5 separate regions of the Homo sapiens genome follow, and all the other regions are linked to region 4. The links are chromatin contacts, found by Hi-C or POLR2A ChIA-PET in ENCODE. All regions are on one chromosome and are shown on one strand. The core of a region is the stretch at or near the end of the contact, and the rest is flanking DNA. Distances in the headings are between cores, read along the strand shown. Region 1 holds the start of GLS (glutaminase). Region 2 holds the start of PMS1 (PMS1 homolog 1, mismatch repair system component). Region 3 holds the start of NCKAP1 (NCK associated protein 1). Region 4 holds the start of ZC3H15 (zinc finger CCCH-type containing 15). Region 5 holds the start of NUP35 (nucleoporin 35).

What was found. A loop is a pair of places that touch in the nucleus more often than their neighbours do. ChIA-PET counts read pairs that join two places held with the same protein, here RNA polymerase II (POLR2A). Pooled maps may share reads with other maps.
Region 1: a map of CD8-positive, alpha-beta T cell shows a loop between it and region 4 (7-fold over the local background). The contact joins the promoter of GLS here to the promoter of ZC3H15 in region 4. A Hi-C loop is called at or near these places in 1 of 168 maps with a recorded cell type or tissue (CD8-positive, alpha-beta T cell), 2 of 37 single-sample maps with no recorded cell type and 11 of 50 pooled maps.
Region 2: a map of naive thymus-derived CD4-positive, alpha-beta T cell shows a loop between it and region 4 (16-fold over the local background). The contact joins the promoter of PMS1 here to the promoter of ZC3H15 in region 4. A Hi-C loop is called at or near these places in 2 of 168 maps with a recorded cell type or tissue (CD8-positive, alpha-beta T cell and naive thymus-derived CD4-positive, alpha-beta T cell) and 15 of 50 pooled maps.
Region 3: a loop to region 4 is called in a map of CD4-positive, alpha-beta memory T cell, with 7 times the contacts of the local background. The contact joins the promoter of NCKAP1 here to the promoter of ZC3H15 in region 4. A Hi-C loop is called at or near these places in 3 of 168 maps with a recorded cell type or tissue (CD4-positive, alpha-beta memory T cell, K562 and naive thymus-derived CD4-positive, alpha-beta T cell) and 15 of 50 pooled maps.
Region 5: a map of CD8-positive, alpha-beta T cell shows a loop between it and region 4 (31-fold over the local background). The contact joins the promoter of NUP35 here to the promoter of ZC3H15 in region 4. A Hi-C loop is called at or near these places in 6 of 168 maps with a recorded cell type or tissue (CD4-positive, alpha-beta T cell, CD4-positive, alpha-beta memory T cell, CD8-positive, alpha-beta T cell and 1 more) and 15 of 50 pooled maps. POLR2A ChIA-PET finds 5 or more read pairs at or near these places in 5 of 52 experiments (MCF 10A, OCI-LY7, T-cell and 2 more).

What each region holds. Positions count from the first base shown.
Region 1 is chr2:190,878,454-190,883,308 of GRCh38, reverse strand. It overlaps GLS (glutaminase), which reads right to left and starts at 2,488. Exons shown (of 18, transcript NM_014905.5): 1 at 1,839-2,488. The coding sequence starts at 2,224. It overlaps LOC124906110 (a long non-coding RNA gene), which reads left to right and starts at 1,321. Exons shown (of 2, transcript XR_007087791.1): 1 at 1,321-1,396; 2 at 1,741-4,855. RefSeq lists enhancers at 1,011-1,200, 365-1,564, 2,961-3,100 and silencers at 1,521-1,830, 1,891-1,980, 2,031-2,090, 2,431-2,690.
Region 2 is chr2:189,782,497-189,787,102 of GRCh38, reverse strand. PMS1 (PMS1 homolog 1, mismatch repair system component) reads right to left here and starts at 2,653. Exons shown (of 13, transcript NM_000534.5): 1 at 2,510-2,653. ORMDL1 (ORMDL sphingolipid biosynthesis regulator 1) reads left to right here and starts at 2,764. Exons shown (of 5, transcript NM_016467.5): 1 at 2,764-2,834; 2 at 3,980-4,089; 3 at 4,501-4,606. The coding sequence starts at 4,508. RefSeq lists enhancers at 2,236-2,285, 2,836-3,065, 3,076-3,135, 3,226-3,305, 2,591-3,477 and a silencer at 2,646-2,695.
Region 3 is chr2:183,035,856-183,040,341 of GRCh38, reverse strand. NCKAP1 (NCK associated protein 1) reads left to right here and starts at 1,885. Exons shown (of 31, transcript NM_013436.5): 1 at 1,885-2,350. The coding sequence starts at 2,243. RefSeq lists silencers at 1,312-1,963, 1,696-2,285, 2,346-2,465.
Region 4 is chr2:186,484,686-186,489,629 of GRCh38, reverse strand. It overlaps ZC3H15 (zinc finger CCCH-type containing 15), which reads right to left and starts at 3,370. Exons shown (of 10, transcript NM_018471.3): 1 at 3,173-3,370. The coding sequence starts at 3,247. LOC105373785 (a long non-coding RNA gene) reads left to right here and starts at 3,630. Exons shown (of 2, transcript XR_001739147.3): 1 at 3,630-3,830. It also overlaps the pseudogene DPRXP1. RefSeq lists an enhancer at 3,261-3,740.
Region 5 is chr2:183,122,816-183,127,279 of GRCh38, reverse strand. NUP35 (nucleoporin 35) reads right to left here and starts at 2,837. Exons shown (of 9, transcript NM_138285.5): 1 at 2,783-2,837. The coding sequence starts at 2,822. LOC124907917 (a long non-coding RNA gene) reads left to right here and starts at 2,323. Exons shown (of 2, transcript XR_007087331.1): 1 at 2,323-2,487; 2 at 2,573-3,363. RefSeq lists an enhancer at 2,019-2,787.

The DNA.
Region 1 (4,855 bases), core at 1,239-3,738, 4.4 Mb before region 4:
CAAAATGAAAGGAGCCAAAGAGGGAAAGCTACATTTGGAAACCAGATCATTAAGGAAATAGAAACTTTAACCAAATTAAAAAACTTTCTTCACAACCTTGAGGCCCTTGCTAAAAGGTGATTTTTTATTAAAAAGGCAATGAAACCAGAAACTTCTGGACAAGTGAATCACAGAAGAAGCTCAATTTCCTGTTTGACAAAAGAGGAAAAAAAAGAGAGGCACTAGAGCCACTGCAGAGACACAGACCTGAAGACATAATTTTACTAGAATGCAGTTCCCATCTTGTAGCCTTTAAGATGAACTTTTAAACGGTTGTGACTGCATTTTGCAATTCTGTACCTTGGGCACTTGCATGTAAACTCGTTACTTCCTTGGTAAACCGGATGATGTTAAAGTAAAAGTGAGTCCCAGATGAGATTAAATTATCATTCTAGTCCCTAAAACATGAGAGAAGTACAAATTTAACAGAAGTATAGCTTTTTAGAACTTGAAAGGATTTAAGTCATCTAACCCAAGATATTAAATAACCTGTCCATGGTCAGGACGCTATTTTGTGGCACAAAACCAACATCACAAAATACCACAAATTTCGCCCATCATCAAGTGATTTTTTTCAAATAATCTTTTTCAGTCTGGGAGAAGAACTTTAGAAAAGTTTCTGGAAGGTCCCAACTTCAATTACAGGAAAACATCAAGCAGGCGTGAGATTGAAATTATAACAATGTTCTCACTTTCAGTTTGACTTAAGGAACTCTAGAGCTGGAAATAGCAGCAGAAATAAAAGGGAAGCAAAACAGGTTAGAGTGTCAGCGTACAAAGCCAGAAAAAGAGTAAGGTATAATGAAAGCAGATCCGTAAATTTTTACCCATTTTGGGAAAACAAAGTGGTCCATTTGTATTACACAAGACAAAAATATATAGGAGACTGCTTTGCATATTGTTTAAGAAAAACCAGTTTTGCTTTAAGACTAAACTACTGTGCCGTACACATACAGGATGAGTCAACATCCTATCACAATGAAGTCACAAAACCTACTCAACTCAGATTTTTCACTGAGTTAGTGTATTACGTCACATTTCATCTTGGCTATTTAACTTTTATTTCTAAAAATCTCCCCATCTCACGGAAGACCTGACAAGCCAAAGCTGGTCCCTTATGCAAACAGGTGGTCTATACTGCGTGCCCCATCTTCTCGGCCACATGACCGGATTCCTCCTAATCTCACTTCTGAAACATTGTTTCCGGTGCCCCAGATGGCTCTACACGTGCCTGAGGTAGCCACTCCCGAAATATAAAGAGCTCTCTGTCACATCTGGCTTCCAACCGGATGATGGCAGAAACCAAGGGAGGGCAGGCAGAGCGGAAACGAGCCAGGAAAAGCGACAAGTCAGGAAGGTAAAGGCTCTGCTGAACGCCCAACTCCTAAATGTCACTCGGTGGAGATGTTCGTGCAGCATCGCCCACGAATGGCTGGGGCGGGCGGCCAGGCGCTGCAGCCGCAAGCCAGGGAGCTGAGCACGCAGCGCGGGCAGGGGAGCGGCCTCTCTGGCGCTGGGGACGCCAGGCGAGCCCATCAGGCCCCACCGCGGCCCCACCAGGGCGACCCCCGCCGGGGGCGGAGAAGGGAAGTGGGTGCCTGGCGGAGGGTTGCGGGCGGGGAAGGCGCGGGCGGGGCCGGGCCTAATCACATGGCGCAGACGGCGCAGGCCGCCCGGCACCTCTTTCTTTCTCTTTTCTAGACCCTCGGCTCCTATCCCGCCCCACCGCAGGGCCCCACACAGCCTGAGCCCGGGCCCCGAAAGGAACGAGGCCTCCTGCGCCTCGCGGAGACACTCACTTTTCACCTGAGGCCACCAGCTCTTTGCCCTCGCTGTTGCCAAACGCGTCCGTCTCCCCGGGGCCGTCCTTGGGGCCGGGCGCCGCCGGGGCAGCGGGTGGCGACACCCCGGGCTGCGGATGCGTGCTCCCCTTGCCCAGCTCCTGCAAGATCTCCGAAGGAGAGCTGGACAGGCCCCGCGCGAGGGGCTCCGCCGGCCAGCCGCCCCCGCCCCACCACGGGTGGAGTCGCGCGGCGGCAGCCGGGCCCGCGGCCGGCCGTCCCCCGCCTCGGGGACGCCGGCACAGGGTGACCAAGGGCTGTGCCCGCCGCAGAGTCGCGCTCACGCCGGCGGGCGACCGCAGGAGCAGGTCCCGCAGCATCCCCGAGCCTCGCAGCCGCATCATGCCGCCGGGTCCGTCAGCGCCCGCTCAACAGGGGAGGATGCTCCGGGCGTGGGCGGCCGGTTTCCTCGGGGAACGCGGTCTGTGGTGGGGCGGTGAGATGACAGAAGAGGAAAGGGCAGCTACTTGGGTGTGGTTCCGGCTCGGACTCCCGCAGCGGATGCGGGTGCTGCTGCTGCTGCTGCTGCTGCTGCTGCTGCTGCTGCTGCTGCTGCGCGCTAGGATTGCCGCGACCGGTTCTCTTCGCTCCGCCTAAGGCTCCGCACTGAGGCTAAAGCGCAGGGGAGGGCTAGAGACCTTCAGCGCTCGCCGACGGCCCGCCCCTTTCGCCCGCTGCGATTGGCTCAAATCCTCGACCTCTCTTTTGATTGGCGATTAGGGCAGTCAAATTTCTCTCGGCTCTGGGTGCGCGGAGAGTAGGGCGGGGGATTGGTGGGGGGCGGGGAGAGGAGTCAAACTGACGTGTGAAGCGGGTGAGCCAGGCCCGGCTGCTCAGTAGCCACTTTCTGCACGCCGTGCCAACTCCGAGGCTAGCCTAGTTGGGTACTAGGGGCTCTGGGTTCTCGCATTTATGAAGCAGTGGGCTCCTCCACTCTGGGAATTCGAGCTGTTGGGGAGACTCATGGGCGAGATCCCCCGCAGCCGAGGGCAGTGAGGTCAGCAGGTTTGGCAGGGCTGAGTCTGGCCGAGCTGTCGGAACTCAGCCGATCCCAGCTCGCATCTGGCCCCCAGGTCAGGGCGTCTGGCGACTCCTCCGAGAGCAGCCCCGGACAAGCTTCATCCCTCTCCCAAATGTAACATTTGCTTGAAACTTTCCATGATTGGCTACTACCCAGACGTGAAGTGTTTTGGAAAAAATGAGCAAAATCCTTTCAGCTATGCGACTTAAGCCATGGGAGGGTGGAGGTGGAGGGAGGGCGACGAGTGGCGAGGCGGGGTGGGGGGGTTGCGGAATCCAGAATACGACAGCTTTCTTTTTTAAAAATTATTTTTTTTAAATGTACACCGATACTTCAAAAATAGTTTTGAATAGCAATGATTCCGTTAACGCTATTTGCTTGAAAGCAAAACTGTAGATACTTTTCTATTTTAAAAACTGCTTCACTGTTTTAAAATAGAAGCGTTGGAATACGGGTTCTCTAAGTTATTTCAGCATCACTTTATCCATTTATCCTTTTGGACCTGTGGAAAAACAGCCAAGAACCTGATAAACTGAGTTATTCCCTGAGGCTACATACACATTACATTCCAGGACAAAAAAATGTTTTTAGACTATTTCCTGAAACAATTAGGTTTAAATGGAGTAGATCCACAGAGTTTAATAAGATGTTTTGGGGGTTGGTGTGTTGTTACTGTGTTGTTGTGTGTGTTCGTTTTGAGAAAGGGTCTCACTCTGTCGCCCAGGCTGAAGTGCAGTGGCGCGATCACGGCTTACTGCAGCCTTGAACTCAGGGGCCCCGGTGATCCTCCCACCTCAGCCAGCACCTGCTTTTTTTTTTTTTTTTTTTTGTATTTTTGGTAGAGACGGGGTTTCGCCAGGTTGCCCAGGCTGGTTTCGAGGGATCTGCACCCCCTGGGCCTCCCAAATTGCTGGGATTACAGGCGTGAGCCACCACGCCCGGCCTAATGAGGTGATTTTTATGAAACTAGAAGGGTGTATGTCAGGTGCATCATTAATTGATAACCGGATTTAGTAATCTAGTGAACTGTAAAATATTTCAATAGATTAATAATTAGGAAATCTGGCTGTACCTACAGGTTATGTGACCTTTGGCATGTTACAGCCTTGCCGTGTTTTAAGTTTTTTTTTTCTATCTGCTCTTTAACCAGAAGAACATGGAAAAAACTATCATGTGTAAAACATAGTCACCTTTTTTATTTAAAAAAAAAAAAGCAGGACAATGGGAAAGTACTTAGATAGCTTTTATTACTAATGTTACTTGTCCAAAAATGTTGATGAATCAAAGTAATGATATATTCAGGAATAGAGACATCAAGTTTCAGAGGAAAGGTAACAAATATTACCCCTGCCTAACCCTGACTTGTTAATGACTTGCAGACTTTAATATTGTCCAATATATTAGCTGCAATTAGTTATCAATTTTAACTGCCTCTTTTTTCTCAACAACACAAAGCAACTGACAATCCAGTTACTGTTTTCCTCTCAGTTTCTCCCTTAATTTCTCTGAGTTTCTTATGAAAATTGTTTTAGATATTTAAAGGTTTAAAGGCTTTATAGTTCACTTAACAAATAAGAAAGCTAACCTAGTAACAGATTATTTTCTAGAGTTTCTAGTTTCTAGAGTTTTATTTTCTGGTAGTTTCCAGACTTTCTGCTTTTGGTGAGAATGGATAGATATTACTCCCAAAATTTGGAAGAATTGAGTCCACTGAAATTTAACCCCTTGTTTGAGAAGGCTAATGAAAAGGTTATAGACAGCAAAGAAACTATTATAAATAGAATAAAAATGTGACTCAATACTTTCATTTGATTCTTTTCTTCATCTTATATAATTTTTTAATCTTTAAAGATATTTTTATCTACAACTTTGTAACCATTACACAACTTTGAAGTTTCAGTTATGTTAAATTGAATTATATCATTACATAAACTCATGTAATCATCATGTAAAA
Region 2 (4,606 bases), core at 1,404-3,903, 3.3 Mb before region 4:
ATGTCCCAAACTGATCAGAGAATCTTTCTCTTTCTTTTTTTTGAGACAGAGTTTCAGGTTTCGCTCTTGTTGCCCAGGCTGAAATGCAATGGCACAATCTCCGCTCACTGCAGCCTCCACCTCCCGGGTTCAAGCGATTCTCCTGCCTCAGCCTCCCGAGTAGCTGGGATTACAGGTGCCCGCCACCACACCTGGCTAATTTTTTGTATTTTTAGTAGAGCCAAGGTTTCACCATGTTGGCCAGGCTGGTCTCAAACTCCTGACCTCAGGTGATCCGCCCGCCTCGGCCTCCCAAAGTGCTGGGATTACAGGCGTGAGCCACCACGACTGGCCTCTAATCAACTTTCTTCCTATATTTCTTGTTTGATAATAAAAGTAATAGCCAACATGAGAATTTTATATATATTATCCTATTTAATCCTCACAACAACTCTACGTATTCTATCATCCTTTATCACCAAATAGGATTTAAAGGCATGGTAACTTGCTCAAGATCACAAAACTATTAAGTGGCAGATGCACACCTTGGCATGTTTGACTCCAAAGGCCATGCTCTCAAACACCTTCCATCCAAGCACATAAAGCAAAATTAGAAACCTTGAAGTCATCCTAGAAATTCTACTCGCTCTCTACATCCTGCCACCCAGTCATCTCTCTCCTACTATCTAAATGTTTCCCAAACTAGTCCTCTCCTCTTTGTACTGCCTCCATTCGGCCTTTCTCTCCTGAACTACTGCAATAACCACCTAATTGATATTTTGACTCGAATCTCAACCACCTATAGGGTTCTTTCTGTATTTAAATTTCATCATGTTGCTGCCCCACTTAAAATTTTTATAAAGGTTTCCAATTGCCAACCAGGTTAAGTACAAACTTCTTAACAACTGGATTTTTGCCTCCTCTCCCAGTCATCCCATCGTTGCCCAAATGTGCTCTAGGGCGATCATACTGCACAGCTCGTCTTTTTTTATTTTTTATTTTTTGTGACAGGGTCTCACTTTGTTGCCCAGGCCAGAGTGCAGCGATTTTGGCTCACTGCAACCTCTGCCTCCCAGGTTCAAGCAATTCTCCTGTCCCAGCCCTGCAAGTAGCTGGGATTACAGGAGCGCACTACCACGCCCGGCTAATTTTCGTATTTTTAGTAGAGACAGGGTTTCACCATGTTGGCCAGGCTGGTCTCGAACTCCTGACCTCAGGTGATCCGCCCGCCTTGGCCTCCCAAAGTGCTGGGATTACAGGTGTGAGCCACCGTGCCCAGCCAACTTGTCTCTCTTAACATGGTGACACTCACTCCTTCCTCAGCTCACATGGTTCTCTCTCAGCTGACTTCTAATCATCCTTCCAGATTTAGTTCAGTATCAACTCTTCAAGCCTTTCTTCCCTGCTGCAGCCTCCTTTCCTTCACCTGCCAACAGATTAGGTATTCCTTCCCCTGCAGTCCCCCTTTACCTCATTTCTAATTAACCTCATCACAAGTTACTCTATTAATATGTGTTTCTGTCTGTTGCTCCTGACTCAGAGTTCTTTGAGGACAGGGGTTTTATATCAATCACACATCGCTAGCATAGCCCCTGGAATATAGCACTCTATACCATATGTGTACCAAATGGAAGGGTTTATATCGGGCTTACAAATCACAGCAAAGAATGTCTGGGAATATCAGGATAGTCAGTCTTCCATATTTGCTGGGAGGGAAAAGGAACACTTCTGAAGAAGTGCTGATGACCCGGAAAGTCAGTTAAGGACAACAGGTGTGCCTAAAAAAGAAGTAAAGATCAGAGAACTCACAGACTTCCATTAGAGAGAACACAAAGAAATCATTTATTTAAAGATCAGACTAAATCCAAAACAATTAGGTTCACAAAGCCAACAGAAATGCAAGATACAGACATACACAGCCAACATTCTCTTAAGTCAATTTCAAAATGTTGAAAGCTATTTCGGCAATAAAAATCACAAACTTTCTGCACTGCCAAGGTGAGGGAAATTACATTTCAAAGGCGATTCCAAAAAAACCTAATCAAGACTTTCCTCAGGATCAATTTTTGGTATTCACATTTCCTTAGCATGTAATACAGGTGCCTGTCTTCGGCGTACGGATAAACCCAGAAGGCCAAGAGCAAAAATCGTGATTAACTTTAAAGAGTTTAACTTGCACCCCTTGTATGATGCCACAGGATACAATACTATAAACCGCCACTCACACAAGATGAGTTACAGTTGCCATGGGTTAAATCTGCTGCCTGGAAAACAAATTTTAAGTCCTCCACCCAGAAGGGTCTGGGGAATGGGACGCAACAAAGACCAAGCCAGAACACCCCGGAGCCCAGACCTGCTCAGAAAACGCGTTCCACGTGTGCGCGCCCGCAAGCCCGGCTTCGCTTCCCGCCCCGCGGGGAGCGCCCTTAGCTGCCCTATAGCGTTCGCGCCCGGACCAGGACGAGTAGAGGGGACGGGGCCCTCGAGCCATCGAGGATATAATAAATACCCGTTAGTCACACCACACTACCTTCCTGCTAGCGCGAGGCAGGCAATTACCATCCACTAGCCGCAAGCAGCCAGCGTCTCACCCGATGCGCAGGCCCAACCCCGCACCCGCACCCGCACCCAGCACGCACGCGCGCGGCAGAGCGGGTGCAGAGAGCGCGGCACTGAGTCCCGCCTCGCCCGGGGGCAACGTGAGATTGGCGCTGCTCGCAGCCAATCCGCTGGCAGCGAGTCTGTCCGGGAAAGCTTCCGCAAGCTGCGCAGCGCCGGGCCTGAGGGCGTGTATCCGCGGCCGTAGCAGCCGGGCTGGTCCTGCTGCGAGCCGGCGGCCCGGAGTGGGGCGGCGGGTAAGTGGGCACGAACGCGGTGGACGCTGTACAGTCGCCTTCGTCGGTAGGGAACTGCTGGCGGCCTAGGGGTCGTCCTGAGAGGGAAAAGCGGGCTCCGGCTGCATCTGCGGCGCCCTGCGTGGCCGTAAGAGCCAAGTGGCCTCAGAGGCTCGCCCCCTACGCAAATCCTCGTTGTCTTGCCAGGGTCCTGACGTGACGTGCGGCCGCGAGAAGGAAGGGGCGGGTTGGGGGAGGCGCTGAGGTGGTAGCAGCGGCGGCTTTTGCTGAGTTTTCTCTGGCCCAGAGCGCTCGGGCTGTCGGTCTAGCAGGGGGGACTCCCCTGAGGGGCCGCTGCGGGTCGCCGTCTTCGGAGGCACCGGCGAGGGCAGAGCCAACAGCCTCTTCACGGTCTGTAAGGTCATTGTTTGCCAGTCGTGGGCAGCGCGGCAAACCTGCTGGGAAAAGGTTTTCTGGTTGGAATAGGATGAGTACCGCACCAGCTTTGCCTTCCAGCTGAGATGTAAATTTCAGGCCTCCATCCTGTGGAACGTGGGAAAACTATCTTGAGTGTTGGCATGTTCTAAGTATGACATAATAGTTTAATGTATGATAAATCATGGGTGTTTAGACGAAAGATTTACACATATAAATTGGAGGCTTTAGCGGTCTTAGTGTAACTAACTTTTCGTCCCCTTAACCCTTGATGCCTGTTCTATGGGTCTCTAGAGCGGAAGGAGCATTATACTCCGGAAACATTTGCTGGAAGGGGTTATGAGAAATTCCTCTCTGTATGCTAACTCCGTAATACAAGCGTTTGTGTATTTTAAAATCACAGCTGTTCCAAATATAATCTAGCCTCGTTTTCCCCCTCCGTCGGATGATAGGTGTTCTTCAGGACAGTTTTATTTTAAGCAATTCTTAGTCTCAAGTAAACACCATCATTAAAAGAACTGAGAACTATTATCAATTCTTCCTTTGGAGTCCATCTTCAATGGAAAGGAGAAGGGAAAACCTTTTTTAAAAAGAAGAAAGAAAACTGAAGTTTTTGATTTGACTAGAGAAATATTCAGAAGACTCCTTATTTTCACCTAGTTTAATCACAAAATTGAGAAACAAACATTATCCCTTGACCATGTAAATTTTACACCACATTATGTCAACAGCATGTACCTTCCACATTGAGTATTCAGAAAGAAGTGATCTGAACTCTGACCATTCTTTATGGATACATTAAGTCAAATATAAGAGTCTGACTACTTGACACACTGGCTCGGTGAGTTCTGCTTTTTCTTTTTAATATAAATTTATTATGTTGGTAAATTTAGCTTTTGGCTTTTCACTTTGCTCTCATGATATAAGAAAATGTAGGTTTTCTCTTTCAGTTTGAATTTTCCTATTCAGTAAAACAACATGCTAGAAAACAAACTTTTGGAAAGGCATTGTAACTATTTTTTCAAATAGAACCATAATAACAAGTCTTGTCTTACCCTAAAGTCAAATGCTGAAGATTCTTTACTGCTGTCATCAGCATCTACAAGTAGCATATTTTGGATGGTGTTTGTGTGCTACTTCAAAGTAACTAGGAAAAAATAATCCTCGCAACACAGGTACCTTGTCATGTCAGAATTGGGGGTGTTAGGTTGCCAGTTGTATCAGTGTTGATTCATTTCATTACTTCCTACAGAGCAAACATGAACGTTGGAGTTGCCCACAGTGAAGTGAATCCAAATACCCGTGTCATGAACAGCCGGGGTATGTGGCTGACATATGCATTGGGAGTTGGCTTGCTT
Region 3 (4,486 bases), core at 636-3,135, 3.4 Mb after region 4:
CACTTGTTCTTTTTAATGCAAAATGTAGAGAAAGACAAAAATTGTAATTCATCTACATCTAATCTCTTTTACGCAAATATATACATTTCATTACAGTCTAGGGCCAGTATGTCTATGAATTAGTGACAATAAATATTGAATAATGAGACTACTATCTACAGCGTTCTCCTATTGGGTACTTCCTGAGTTATAAGCAGCTACTAGTATTCAAGTTTATATGGCAACATGATAGTTTTTCTTGGGGAGTAAGAGTTGTGTTCAAATTTATAATACAGTGCCATTTTCTTGTTCTCCCTATACAGCAGTTTTTAAAAACTAGAAAATGAGACAATCTTTTATTGGTAGCACTCTGTAATTCTGCGTCTAGACTTAGTTATTTGTAGTCTCCCTAAAGGAGCACATATTTCCCCAATGTTCAACATTTTTAAATTTTCTTATCTGGCTACCCCAAACCCCTCCTCGCAGCCTCCCCTTCTCAGGTCTGCCCTTACTATTCCAGGCCCCACAACCTTGCCTCCTCTAAATTAAAATGTTAACTATCAGGCTGAGAAGTAACCAGATAAATTAAATTCCTTGACCAGTTAATGACTAGTAATAGCTCGACAGATGATCTCTCTGAAGTGTTTGTATTCTTAAGACTCTCTAGGTACAAAGCATTCATTCAAGGTACTGCAGCTTTGTATATAGAATTTCAGGCACACTGGCAGGTATGATTATGACTTCTTTTGGTGGGAACAGGACTCTTTTAAATGCCCCTTAGATTAAATCCATTCAGTCCACTCCTTCTTTCTTGTTGGAATATTAAAATGAAGATTTCTTTACGAATAGTAGATATAGTAGCTTTAAAAAATATTTTAAAGCTATTCATTACAATTTCCTTTTCTTAAAGAGTTTTGATAAATCCAGTGATGGCTTATTACTCTTAGAATGTCTTATTGAATGTGGCGGGACATTTTGTTACTGACTTAAAATTAATGAATATAATATAAAAAATTAACATATCGAGAAAAGGCAAAGCCAAAAATATTAGAGGCCTGAGTCCTCTTGGCTGAAGTTTCTCACCTCAATTACGTAAGTCCTCAGTTAGTTCACTTTTGGAATCATGTCTAATACATTTGACAAGGGAGTAGCCTTGGAGTGTCGCTAAGAAGAAATTGATCAGGAAAAATGAGATGGCAAAGAAGAATGTTTCCAAGAAGAAGTGGGATTTAGGGTGGAGGCTGTAAAAAAATGGGAGCGGTTCCTTTAGGCATTGAACAAACATTTATTTTTTGCCTTCCACATGCCAGGACCTACTGCGTCTCCTCCGGATGGGTGCTCCTCGCCGACAAAGTCTAGATTGTGATTATCTCAAGGACTTGAGTTACCCTCACTTCCGACCTCCTCTCTCACAAACTGGTTCCAGGCGGGGAGACTGAGGATGGGCTGGGGAGGCTGGCAGAGGCGATCCCCACCTCGCGGAGCACAACATCTGCTGTGTTCTGCGGCGAGCGCCTGTCAAGCAGTGGGAGGAAAAAGCGCTTGGAGCCACCAGCCCACTCTTAAGCGAAACTCGCCTGGAAAACACCCCGCCTCCCAGCAGAGTTTCTGCCGGTTTCTTTAGAAGGGTGGTGCGGAAAAGCAACTTTTGGGAACTTGAAGGAGTGGGGTGTGGGGCGAAGTGGAAAGAGCACACAACGCGACCCCACTCAGTCCCCGCTTGGGACTCCCATCCCGGCATCAGGCGTAGTGGGCGGTCCGGGCCAGGGCCAGGGCCAGAGCGGCGGCGGCGAGGCCATGCCGAGGGCCCGTCGGCCGCAGTTCCCCGTCCGGCCTCGCGGGGGCGCCGGCGCTGCCGATCAGGTGACCGAGGGCCCGTCCGGGGCTGCGGGAAGCGGCCTCGTTCTCAGCCGCCGGAGACGCCGCCGCCGCCGCCGCCGCCGCCACACCTAGTGGAGCAGCCGGGGAAGGCGGCTCGTTGGGGGCTGGGGCGGAGAGCGCCGGGGGTGGGGGCGGAAGGGCGGCGGGCGGAAGGCAGGAGGCTGCCGGGGCGCGGGCTGCTGCGGGAGAAGGGGCTCCGAGGAGTCCGCCGCGGCTCGCTCTGTCGCCGGCGCGGGATTGGGGCGCGAGGGCCATGGGCGCGCTCTCCTAAGGCGGAGGTCGCGGGCGGGAGGGGAGGAGGCCCGAGAGAGGCTGCTGCGAAGGCCGCGGGCCCGTGACTGGGCGCGAGGCGGCCGGCGGCGGCGGCGGCACCAGCACCACCATGTCGCGCTCAGTGCTGCAGCCCAGTCAGCAGAAGCTGGCGGAGAAGCTCACCATCCTCAACGACCGGGGCGTCGGCATGCTCACCCGCCTCTACAACATCAAGAAGGTGCGCACGGGCCGGGGAGGCCGCGGCGGAGGCGGGCGGGCCCGGGAGGGATGAAGGGCAAGGGAGGCCGTGGGGTGGGGGCGGCAGGAGGCGCCGGGTGTAGAAATCTCGGCGTCGCCGCCCGAGGCCCGGCCCGGGGTCGCCTGGATGCGCCGCGGCCTAATGCGGAGTCCCGGGCGCCTCTCCCTGTGGTTCGCCGGCCGGCCGAAGGCAGAGAAGCCATTTCCCGGCTCCCGGCGGCGGGATCGGGCGCTGGGCCTCGCACGGGGTGGGGGCGCCGCTGGGAGCCGGGAGCTGTCCCCTCCTCGGCGCCCCCGCCCCCATGATGGGGCCCATAGGAAAGGGAGGGTGGTGGGTGGGCGAAATTCTAGGTGGGTAGGAAAACTTGAGTGTTCCATATTCTTACGGAGATGGCAGCAGTGAACAGGGATTACACCCCACATCCCCATTTTTTGGTGTGGGAATGTGGGTAGAGAAGGGCTGATTGGATGAATCCCGTATCCCCTCCACTTTGCCACTTTATTTTAGATTGCTAAATAAAAAGCCATTGAGAGTGTGTTGACGATTTGGGATTATTTCATTTTGAAGGTGGAGAGGAGGGGGAAGTGAGGGTGGAACCAATTTTCTGAAATACTTCTAGGCTGTGAGTCACTAGAACTGGAATAACAACCTTCTACTCTTTCCCCTGTACTCCTCCTCATGTTAGATTTTCCAATACCATTTCTTAAAGTTCGGTGTCTGTACAAAATAAAAACCGTAAAAATGTTGCAATTGCTGCTGATTTATAGCATAGTCTGATAATTTGAGCAACTATAGCTAATAGGCCCATTTAAAGGCTTTTACATGTCCTCAGTACAGTAAGGAGTGGAAGACCACTGGAAGTTTAGAAAAGTCCATGTAAAGATAGAACAAATAATTACATTCATTATCGTAGGACAAAACAACAAAATCTCTCCCCTTAAGGCAAGGTTGGTAAGTTTTAAACAATTTGATAAAGAGAAAAAGAGATATTTGGAAAATTTAGATCCATCGAGTTTCCAATGTGTCTTTGATGTCATACCTTCATAACTATTTGTTGGCTTTTTAATATATCGTGAATGTTACCGTTTAGTTTAATCATAGCAATAGATTGTAGGTTGAGAGGGCTTCTGAAGAAAGGTTTTTTTTTTTTTCTTTGGAAATTCATTTCCAAGCGTTTGAGTGTAAAATTGATTTATTTTTTACAATTTGATGTAGACACTAATTCTAAAGAGTGTCCTGGTTTAATGATGATAAATTTTGGATAAGGACAAAGTCTGGTTGCTCACCTAATTGCAAGGCTTTATTACTCTAAACCCAGTGCTATCTGGAGAGTAACTGCAACATGCTTACTCAGTTTGTTACCTTTTATGTGGCAGGAGCTCAGTGTCATGACAAAGAAGCCCCTCTGCATTTACCAAGGAGCCTAGGTTATAAATTTATATAGGTTAGGAATAATTCAGTTTTAAATAGTATTACTTAGAGGTTGCATTGACCTGAACTGTTCGGGGAGATTGTGCTGCTTAAAAAACTTGGAAATTGATTCCTATATGAATTTTGTCCAAAAATGAACAAGTCAAATATTATAAAAGTTACTAGACCTGTGGTATTGTGGTTTAAAGGAAATGGTTATGATGGTTTCTAAAAGAGGAAGTGAGAGTAACATCAAAAGTGATTTGGGTATTTGGGCAAAATACCTTTTCTAAGCATTTATTAAACATTTTTGTAGGATAAATGCAATCAAACTTTAATATCCCACCTTCATAAATAAGATTAAATGAAATTCTGGGCATTTGAACTCTAATAATTCCAGTTCATTGCCTTTTCTCAAAAGCACTGTTTTTTTCACTTCCTGTTTTGGGAAGCTTCAGCCTCTTGTATTATTGAACTTGTGAAAGTTAAAATGCATTGAATGTGATCATTATTATATCCATGTCAAATATTTTGATTTATTGAAACGTCATATTTTAGCACTTGCCTTATATTTTTAGTTTCTTAAGAAATACATTGCTTACCTTGCTTGAGTGTGAATTTTCTCTGGGCAGGGACAGTGTAATTTTTGAAATACTAGAGTATTTAGGGCCTTATCTGATACTCGAGGCCTTCAGTTAGGCCAGG
Region 4 (4,944 bases), core at 2,121-4,620:
TCAAGTCTATTGAAACGTGCTGCTTAAAAATACATGTTTTAGTTAACTATTAATTTTGAGCAATTTAGAATTTCAGGTCATACAGCTATAAAACCTCCCAAAGTTAACCAGATTCTGAAATAAGTATCAGTCTTTATATGTCAAAATAGACTATAAAAAAGTAGTATTTCCCCCTCCAAAATTATAACAGTCACAGAGATCAATTATCTTCTTGGAATAGTCACTGAGACGTGCTAGGCTTTTAGGGAAGTTTAAAAAAAAAGTTGCCTATATAATGAAGCAGACTATATCATTTCCTAACCAGGCTGAATAACAGAATAGTCTCTATAAATCTAATTTCACAAATGCTGTAACTTAACACTACAATTCAAAATATTGTTGTACCTCTCCAGTAGTAGCAAATATCAATGTTGCACATGAGTCTGACAAACTTTGTTGCAGTATTTTTTGAAAAAGCTCATCAGGTCCCTGGACCAGAACATAAAAGAACATCTAGATTACAAGATGTCAGGCTAGGAGGACCTTCTTAAAGGCAAGTGGACACATTTCAAAGGAAACAAACTATGATCACTGAGAAACAAATGGAATATTTGAACATCTTGTTCACTAAGAACCCATACCCAAACCTCAGTCTTCAGAAAGAAATGGCCTCAAAGACATACATCCAACGGTACTGCAGGTTAGGTTAAAGAATGATAGCACAAAACACAAGAAAGCAAAATGCAAGCATATTCAGCAAAAGCAAGAAGCTCAACAACTGCAATTAACTGAGGGTGTAGTCAAGACCAGTCCTTCCCAGAGAAATAGACACACCACCCAGATCCCCTAATGATGCCTATCCTGTAGCTCTAATGTATACAGATGATTGGACACTCTCATGCCAACTCAGCGTATGCCCCAAGGTTAAGGTCCCTACAGATGACTCCATTAGCCACAAAATAATCCATTCTGGCTGCCGAGATTTTAACAAACACCGCCTCTAACCCATTTTGGAATCCTAAGTTTGTTTTTCAAGCGTCAATTATAACGTCTTTTGGTTCCTCCAAGTAGAGAGAGACACTAAACACAAAAGGTGACATATTGTAATGGTTCCCATACAAGAGAATACTTTTCAGCAATAAGGAACATACTAGAAATATACACAACATGCATGGATCTCAAAAACACTGCATGGTGTGAAAGCAAGAAGAAGGACACAAAGGCTACCTACTGTATAATTTATATGAGTTCCTAGAGTGGTAAAAACTAATCTATCCTGTCAAAAAAATTAGTGGCTGCACGTGTGGAAAGAATTAAATAGAAAGAGGCACAAAACAAATTTAGTGGGGTGATAGAAATGTTTCAAGTCTTAATTAGGGTGGCAGCTACCTGGGTGAATAAATTCCTCAAAACACATAGAACTATACATCTAGAACCTGTACATTTTATTTTACATAAGTTATACCTCAACAAAAAATAAATTAAAAAAATAATATATATTAAATGTAGAAAACACAAAATCGGGCTTAATTTCACCACTTTGTTGTTGTTAATATTTTTAGTTAAAAAGTGCAGTTGTCTTATTTTGCATTTTTCTTTGGAGATACCTTCATTATTGAAACTAAAATTGCTTTCTCTTTAGCTAAAAAATAATTTCGTCACAAGATGACTAGAATCATAACATATGCATCATTTTAAAAGTTGATGGATACTATAAACAACTTTCACACATAATTCCTTAAAATAAGAATACTAGTCCTACTAATTAAAAATAAAACAATTAGATATAGAGAAAGCTCTACAATGCATGAAGTATAATTTAAATTGTCTAAATTATTACATAACATTTAATTTCAATGGGAGTTTTACTTCGTATCAGGGTCCAATCTCGAGGAAAACGACATCCCTAAAATGTCCTTGGTTTTCATAAAAGTGAATGCCATCCGATCAGCAACCCCTGAAATTTACCTAAGTGCCACGAATCCAGATTGTTCAAATAAGGTAATAGAAAACACAGATGTGAAGGTAATATTTTGTTTTTAAGTGTCTGGCTATAGTACTTCATGACAGTTTTAAACTGTACAAATTGGCAATAAGAATACCAGTTCTCCTCCAAAGTTGGAACCTGGCCAAGTATAGCAAAATTCTTAAGCATTTTCTTAAATCCAATGAGCAGACTTTACACCTTATGCGGTAAAATGGTCATGGCTTTTTCTAATTATATCCAAAGTACAAGAGGTCCTATTTAATTATGAGGAGGATTAATAGCAGAAATCGAGGGAAGAAATACCTCGTTGGGGTCTGTATGGTATGTTTACGTAATGTCAAATATGGTTCATCTTTTAAGGAAACTCAATTCAGTTGTTGGAAAACAAGTGCACAACATGTAAGAACGTCAATAGCGTTCCTTGGCCATTAAAGGGCTACAGGCTCAATGTGTTAAACGAATATATATACACACACATATATACACATATACACACACATAGATGTATACATATATACACGCGCACACACACACATATATCTCAAACTGGGTTACGGGACTTCACACAATTAGTGACACTGAAACCTAATCTCTTTTAAGGCGTTATCCTATTTAATCCACTTCAGAATGTAAGTACCAAGCTCTGCGTTCAAGACCCTGGGTTGTGACGGAAAGTCCTTCCATTCTTTATGGGACTTTAAACATTTCAGAGGTGGATCGAAAAAGCCACCAAGTCGTAATTTGTTGGTTCAAAAGAACTAACAGTACCATCCCTGGGTGACGGGTAAAGAAATAACGAACACAAAGACTCGTCATGAGTCGGTCTTCCAGAAAGACGCTGGCCCGAGACCGTTCAGCGTATTTCTTCACACATAACCTTGGAAAATCTCCTCAATTCTGAGAGGACTAGCGAAGGATAAAACCCTGTGCCAGTCCCGAGGGGTCATTTCGCACCCGGGTGCATGGGTGGGTGAACACGGGCGTGTGGGCGGAGAGGCAAAGCCCAGGTGCGGGGGCGCCAGCAGCGTCACTATAGTAATGAGAGAGCTAGCGTCATCAGGGGCTGGAGAAGGGGCAGTGGGCCACACAGGCCTAAGGGAGGAACACGTGGCCCGAGGAAGCGAGCCGGCTCCCAGGGAAGCCCGGAGCGGGGAAGTGGCTTTCCGGAGGGCTCGCGGCGTGAGTGGGGGAGGGGTGGGTACTCACTTCGATAATCTTCTCCTTCTTTTTTTGCTCCGCCTTTTTGCTGCCCCCGGCCTGAGCCTGTTTCTTGGGGGGCATTGCGGAGACAGATGGCACCGGCCAGACTTACGCGCAGCTGAATACCGTCAGGGGTTCTGGCCCTGCGGCAGGACGAGGAGGAAGACCGGGGCCTCACTCGCCGCACCGCACGGAAAGCGAGTCGCTCATTGGCCCCGCAAACGCGGCCTTTGCGACAGGTCGATGTCGCAGAGCATAGTGGGTAGCGAGGAGCGGCTCCCGGAAGCGGAGCTGCGCGTGCGCGCCCACTGCGTCCCACTAGGAGGGGGCAGGGACGGGACGTGGGAAAATGACTACGCGTCACTCGTGATGTCGCGCATCCGATAGGCCCTTTTCAGATGGCAAAAGGCCTGAGGGTGAATCTGGGCGAGCTGGTTGAGTCCATGCGTTTGTGCTTCCTCTCAGTCCACTTTCGCTTACGATGGGGCGACTCTTGTCCATCGTCACCTCACCGGGAAACTTTTCCTGCCGGGCCAGTTAATGGTCCCCTGTACCATCCCCATCCTGAGTGACTACTAAGCAGCCGCAGCGACTCGGGGTTGCTCCGTGACCACGTTACTCAGTTAACCTTCTTGTTCCCTGGAGAGGCGGAGCTGAATGGCCCGTGAGTGTCGCGTGCTTCAGATTCCTGCGAAGGATTATTTAAAAAATGGAAAAAGTTAACTTTCATTTGCAGGGTCCCTTTCATTTGAAGAGCATCTGAGATGGCGTCCCAGATAAGGAGGCACTTGAACTCCTTAGAAGTACTGTATTAAGTTATTTTGAGACTTTAGGAGAGTGCCTAGGTGATTCCTAAAAATTCCTTTATAACGTGAAAGTAACCAAACTTAGTTAGAACTTAGTTTAAGTGCTTGGTAGCTCCAGAAATTCCTTGGCACATTACACACACTATTTCATTTAGTTATCACAACGACACTTAGGTGGGAGTTGTTACTGTTTTCGTTTTATAGATGAAGCAGAGAAAGGAAGAAAGATGCCCAAAGTTATATTAAGGACAGAGCCAGCAATTGTAATCTTGGCAGTCCGGCTTCAGCCTATATGCCTATTACCTAACATTACAAACTTAGATCCTGTTTGAAAAGGTACTTGAATGATGAATGGGACCCATTGATATTTGTACAAACGAAAATACTATTTTTTAAAAATGTACAATGCTTAGCTGTTATTTTTTAAAATGATTATTGTTTAAACTATTTCTGTTAAGAAGCATTGTGGAACCAAGAATCATCTTTATAGATAAAAGTTTTTTTATCTTTTTCATTAATTTGAATAGGGAGAAAACGATAAGCCCCCCTACTTAGTCAAATTGATTATTTGCTTAGTAATTTTCTACGTAAGATAATGTCAAGGAACCCCAAGTATGTTTTGTGTGTGTATGTGTGTGTGTAGAAGAAATGTGATAGCTACTAAAAAGAATTGTGTCGAGAATGGCAGGTGTATGTTGACACACTTTTTTTCATTTGGGCTCATATTGGCAGGTTAATGGGCTCCCCCCCTTTTACATATTTTCATCTTTATTTTTTGTAATTGTCATAGTTCTTGTCAGAGGATGGAGGGATGCAGCCAGCCCCCTCTTTACTCAGTATTATTATCCATTTGATTATTTGGGGATCGTCTCCTTTGAGACTTTGTTTGCATATGGAATGTAGTTGTCTTAACTTCCTACTTTTAGTGCCCCAAAGATGCCCTTTGGGCCTTTGATTTTGAGTAATTTTACT
Region 5 (4,464 bases), core at 1,588-4,087, 3.4 Mb after region 4:
ATTAAAGAATCATCATTAAATATCCCCCTAATATAAAGCCAACTTAGAGAACTGAAACCTCACAATTGATACAAAATAAATCCTCACAATCTATAGAGTAGATATTATTTCCCTTATGAAGATGAGTGAGCTATATAATTCTAATTTCAGAGCAAAATAGCAGAATAAGGAAAACAATGGGCTATGGAGTCAAAGATGTGGGTTCAAGTTCTCTCAGTAAAAGGGAATAAGCATAGCTAGCATCCACTAACAGAGCTTTTGTTAGAATTATAGCAAGTATAGCTTGACCTGGTACCTGATACACAGGTGCTCAATAAATACGAATTATTATTTTCTACAAATATTTTATAATAGCAAAAACTGAGTAAAGTATAAATGTAGAATTTGCAATCTCTGCTTATGAAAATAATTTTCAACTAGGTGACAAGCCTGAGTGTGACTCATTGCACTCAGAAGGGTCAAATGTTTGCTATGTTATTTGTATGGTTTTTTATTAACTATTACTTAACTTCTAGATGGCCTTAACAATCTGTTTCTTAATATCCGAAAGCTGCCAACTATTTAGTCTTCCTCTTATTTCCCATTATATTAGGCCTAGATATTAACAATACAAGTGTATAAAAGACAAAAAAAAAAACAAATTCAATAAATGGATAAAGCAAATGCTAAAACAAGGTGTGAAAAACTCTAATTACATTGTAATTATTTTATAAAGTGCTAGTTACTATGTTACATGGCACTGTAGAAATATTTCGTAAGAAGATCCACTAAAATCAAACCAAAAGTCTAAACAAAAGCATATTCTTAACAGATATTCAGAATACCATATTAAACGCAAAGTTTTTGGTAACATTCACTACATTCACTCCCCCTCCCTAAAAGAAAAAAAAATTATAGCAAAATAAAGTAAGAATTGGCTTAAGAAAAGTTCTGATGTATCTGGATACATACAGACACAGTAGAAGGCGCAAGCCTCTAATCCCAGGATTTTGGGAGGCCGAGGCAGGTGGATCGCTCGAGCTCAGTTCGAGACCAGTCTGGACAAAATGGCGAAACCTTGTCTCTACCAAAAATACAATAAGTAGCTGGGAGTGGCGGCACACTGTGGTCCCAGCCCCTGGGAGGCTGAGGTGGGAGGATTGCTTGAGCCCGGAGGGGGAGGTTGCAGTGAGCTGAGACTGCACGACTGCACTCCAGCCCAGGTGACACGGCTGTGTCAAAAAAGAGGAAGGGAGGGAGGGAGAGAGGGAAGAAGGAAGGAAAAGAAAAAAGAAAGCACCAGACAGGAAGGAGGGCACAATGGGCTCTTAATCAGGACTGTCACCAACCACCCCTCAGGCTAAATTTCACTTAAAGCAAACTTAAGGAAAAGATGCTGCATGTCCTCAATTCCATTTCATATTCTGTGCTCCCAAAAGATACGTACTCAGCTAGCAGTTTGTTGAAGTCAACCCTTAGTTTTACTACACCAGTGGGCACCTGGAATATCTGCAAAATGTGGACTTAAACATTAATACTGGCTAATGTCAGATTTCTGGCAAGGCAATATACAGGGATTGGTTTACTCACATTTGTAACCCCAATAAATATGCACTCCAAAATGTTTTTGTTGAATAGAAAAATTTGGAACTGGAAATGAAGAGTTTTTGATCTCTAAAATACATTAAAAATAAATACCAAGACGACATCTATATATAAATTTTAATGCAGAGTATCTGCATTATTGACATTATGCATTTAGTTTTTTTATGACAGACTAAAGTAGTTCAAGTTACTCTATTCTCAAAAAGAACTTATTTTACACCAAACATGGCAAGCATTACATACCCTTCAAATCTAAAGACTCTTTCCACACCATATATATTACATTTGCTCTCTTTTCCAAGCTCAGAAAGTTATAACCTAACTTTTCAGGTAAGTCTCTATGACAGTAAGACGGTTTATTTTCCGTTCTAAAATTTTCGACGATTCTCACAAGTCGCAAAACTCAGCAGGAAAAAAAGAAATCCGCGTGCTGTTAAAGTGGTAGATTTTTTTCAAAGACGACATATTTCAACGAGGCTCCGCAATGAATAATGGGAATGAATCTTTAAAAAAATTCAGATCGTGACTTACTAGAGAAAAATACCTCCTACAATACTTAAGAGTCACTTTCCCCAAATAAAGGCGGGAAATATCGTGCGAACTCCTAGCTTGCTGTTAAGGTCAATATCTCAATGATTACCAACCACACGGTTGATTAAATGTTGCACGATTCAAGCTTCCATTAATAACAAGATTCCTTTGGCAAAGCCCGGGAGAGAGGAGTCAAAACAGGAACTGGAAGCACCGGTGATCAAGAAGCAGTGGACTGCACCCACACACTTCAGGGCACCGCCCACCCACGTGTACCGCGGTCAGTTCCTCCCAGGGATGCTTCTGGGGACCAGCAACCAGCTGGGAATCCAGCAACCAGCATCGCGTCTCGGGTATCAGAAGGAGGTTAAGGTATGGGCCAGTCTAACGTGGCTGGCGTGTGGGGGCACAAACACAGCTCAGTCACCGCCAGACGGCCTTTTCTTCACCCTCCCAGGGCCCTCAGCTTCCCGGCGCCACCTTTGTAGCAGTATGGAGGCGACGCGTCGAGTAGGGGACCGACTATGAACTTGGGGGCACCCAAGGATTCCCTCTCCGCGACTGAAACCAGCAGACGAGAGCCTGACGACTGCCTTTCAGTCTTGCCCGCCTCCAGGCCCAGAGCATGGATGGCAGTGCCAGCAAGGAAAAGCAATATTTCACTCACCTAACGCGGGCCCCTGAGGTTCCACTGCAAAGGCTGCCATTGCGTCGGCAACTACACTTAAAACCAGTACCTTCCCAATTAATTTTCAAAAATGGCGGAAACGCTCCCCACGGGTAACGGCGTGCTACCTTATGGGGTTGCGTAACTTCCGGACCTGCGCTATGCTTAAGTTGTAGGCGCCGGAGCCATTTTGGAATAGGGCAAAGTCTTTGCGCTGAGAATTTCCGAGGAAAGGGTTTTTGCACCGGGAAGGTGGCGAACCAGCGTATGGTTCTGTGAATGCTTTTCATCCGGGAATGCTTCCTGATTTGTGGGTACTTAAGTTACATAGAAGCACAGATTATTTTACTCACGGTTTCATAATTAGCGTGAGTTGACCCAGTGCTCTATCATCGGTCAGCTTTTCTGAGTAGCACCTGGAAAAGTCAGCTTGATGAAAACAGTTGGTGCCTCTTTGCAATGTCGATTTCTGGACTTAGTACATGACGCTTTTTCCTCAAAGCATGTTTTCTACTATCCGTATGCCATTTCTTTTAAATTTTGTGTTATGTAGACAATTTTACATTAAAGCGTAACTCATACGCCGTTTTGTTGCATATTAAAACATACAAAAATATAGCTAACGAACGCATAAAGTACACATGTAAATAATGGAAGATAATTATACGCACCCACGAACCCTCCACACCGCGGAATCTTGCGTGCTTCTGCATGTGCCATCCCTGCCGTCCACGTCCCCTCACTTTGCTGCTTTTCTTTAGGGCATAGTCATACGTAAATCACATACACATATTCTGCATATGTGTGTGTAAAAATATATTGTTTAGTTTTGCTCAAATACTAACTTTATAAAATAATGTGCTACATATGTATAACTGGGGACGTTCTCTGCTCCATACCATGAGGATTATTTCCAAAATATCCACCCATGCTCAGCTATTTCTTCTAGGACTTCCTAAAATCTCAAATGGAGGAAGAATTTTGTCTTTGGAATGAGGCAGTAACAATTCCAGAATTAAATGGTAGGTTCACAGAAATCAAATTTTAAAACCACTCACAGATCGAATTGACTTTTTGAAAATGGGTGTGTGAATTGAATTGTGTCCCTCAAAAATTTATGTTCAAGTCCTAACCCTCATACTTATGAATATGACCTTATTTGGAAATCGGGTCTTTGCAGATGTAATAAAGTTCAGATAAAGTCACATTGGAGTACCACAAGCTCGGTTAACTAAACCAGCACAAATGTATCTCTTACAGTTCTGGAGGCCAAAAATCCAAAATGAGTATTGTAGGGCTAAAATCAAAGTACCAGAAGGACTATTTTCTTCTGGAGGCTCCAGGGGAGAATCTATTACCTTGCTTTTTCAAGCTTCTAGAAGCCACTTATATTTCTTAGCTTGTGCCACCTTCCTGCTTTTTCAAAGCCAACGATGTAGCATCTTTGGTCTGTCTGACACTGCTTTGTTCAGCTTCTGCCATCACATAGCCTTGTGATGACATTTAGGACCCACCCAGGTAATCCAGGATAATCTTACTATTTCAATATTCAGTAGAGGTGATTAAGTTAATAATCACATCTTCAAAATACCTTTTGCCATATAAGGTAACATTCACAGATTCTAAAGCTTAGTGTATGGATATCTTTGGGGAGTAGTCAGCCCACAACACAGGGCAATCCA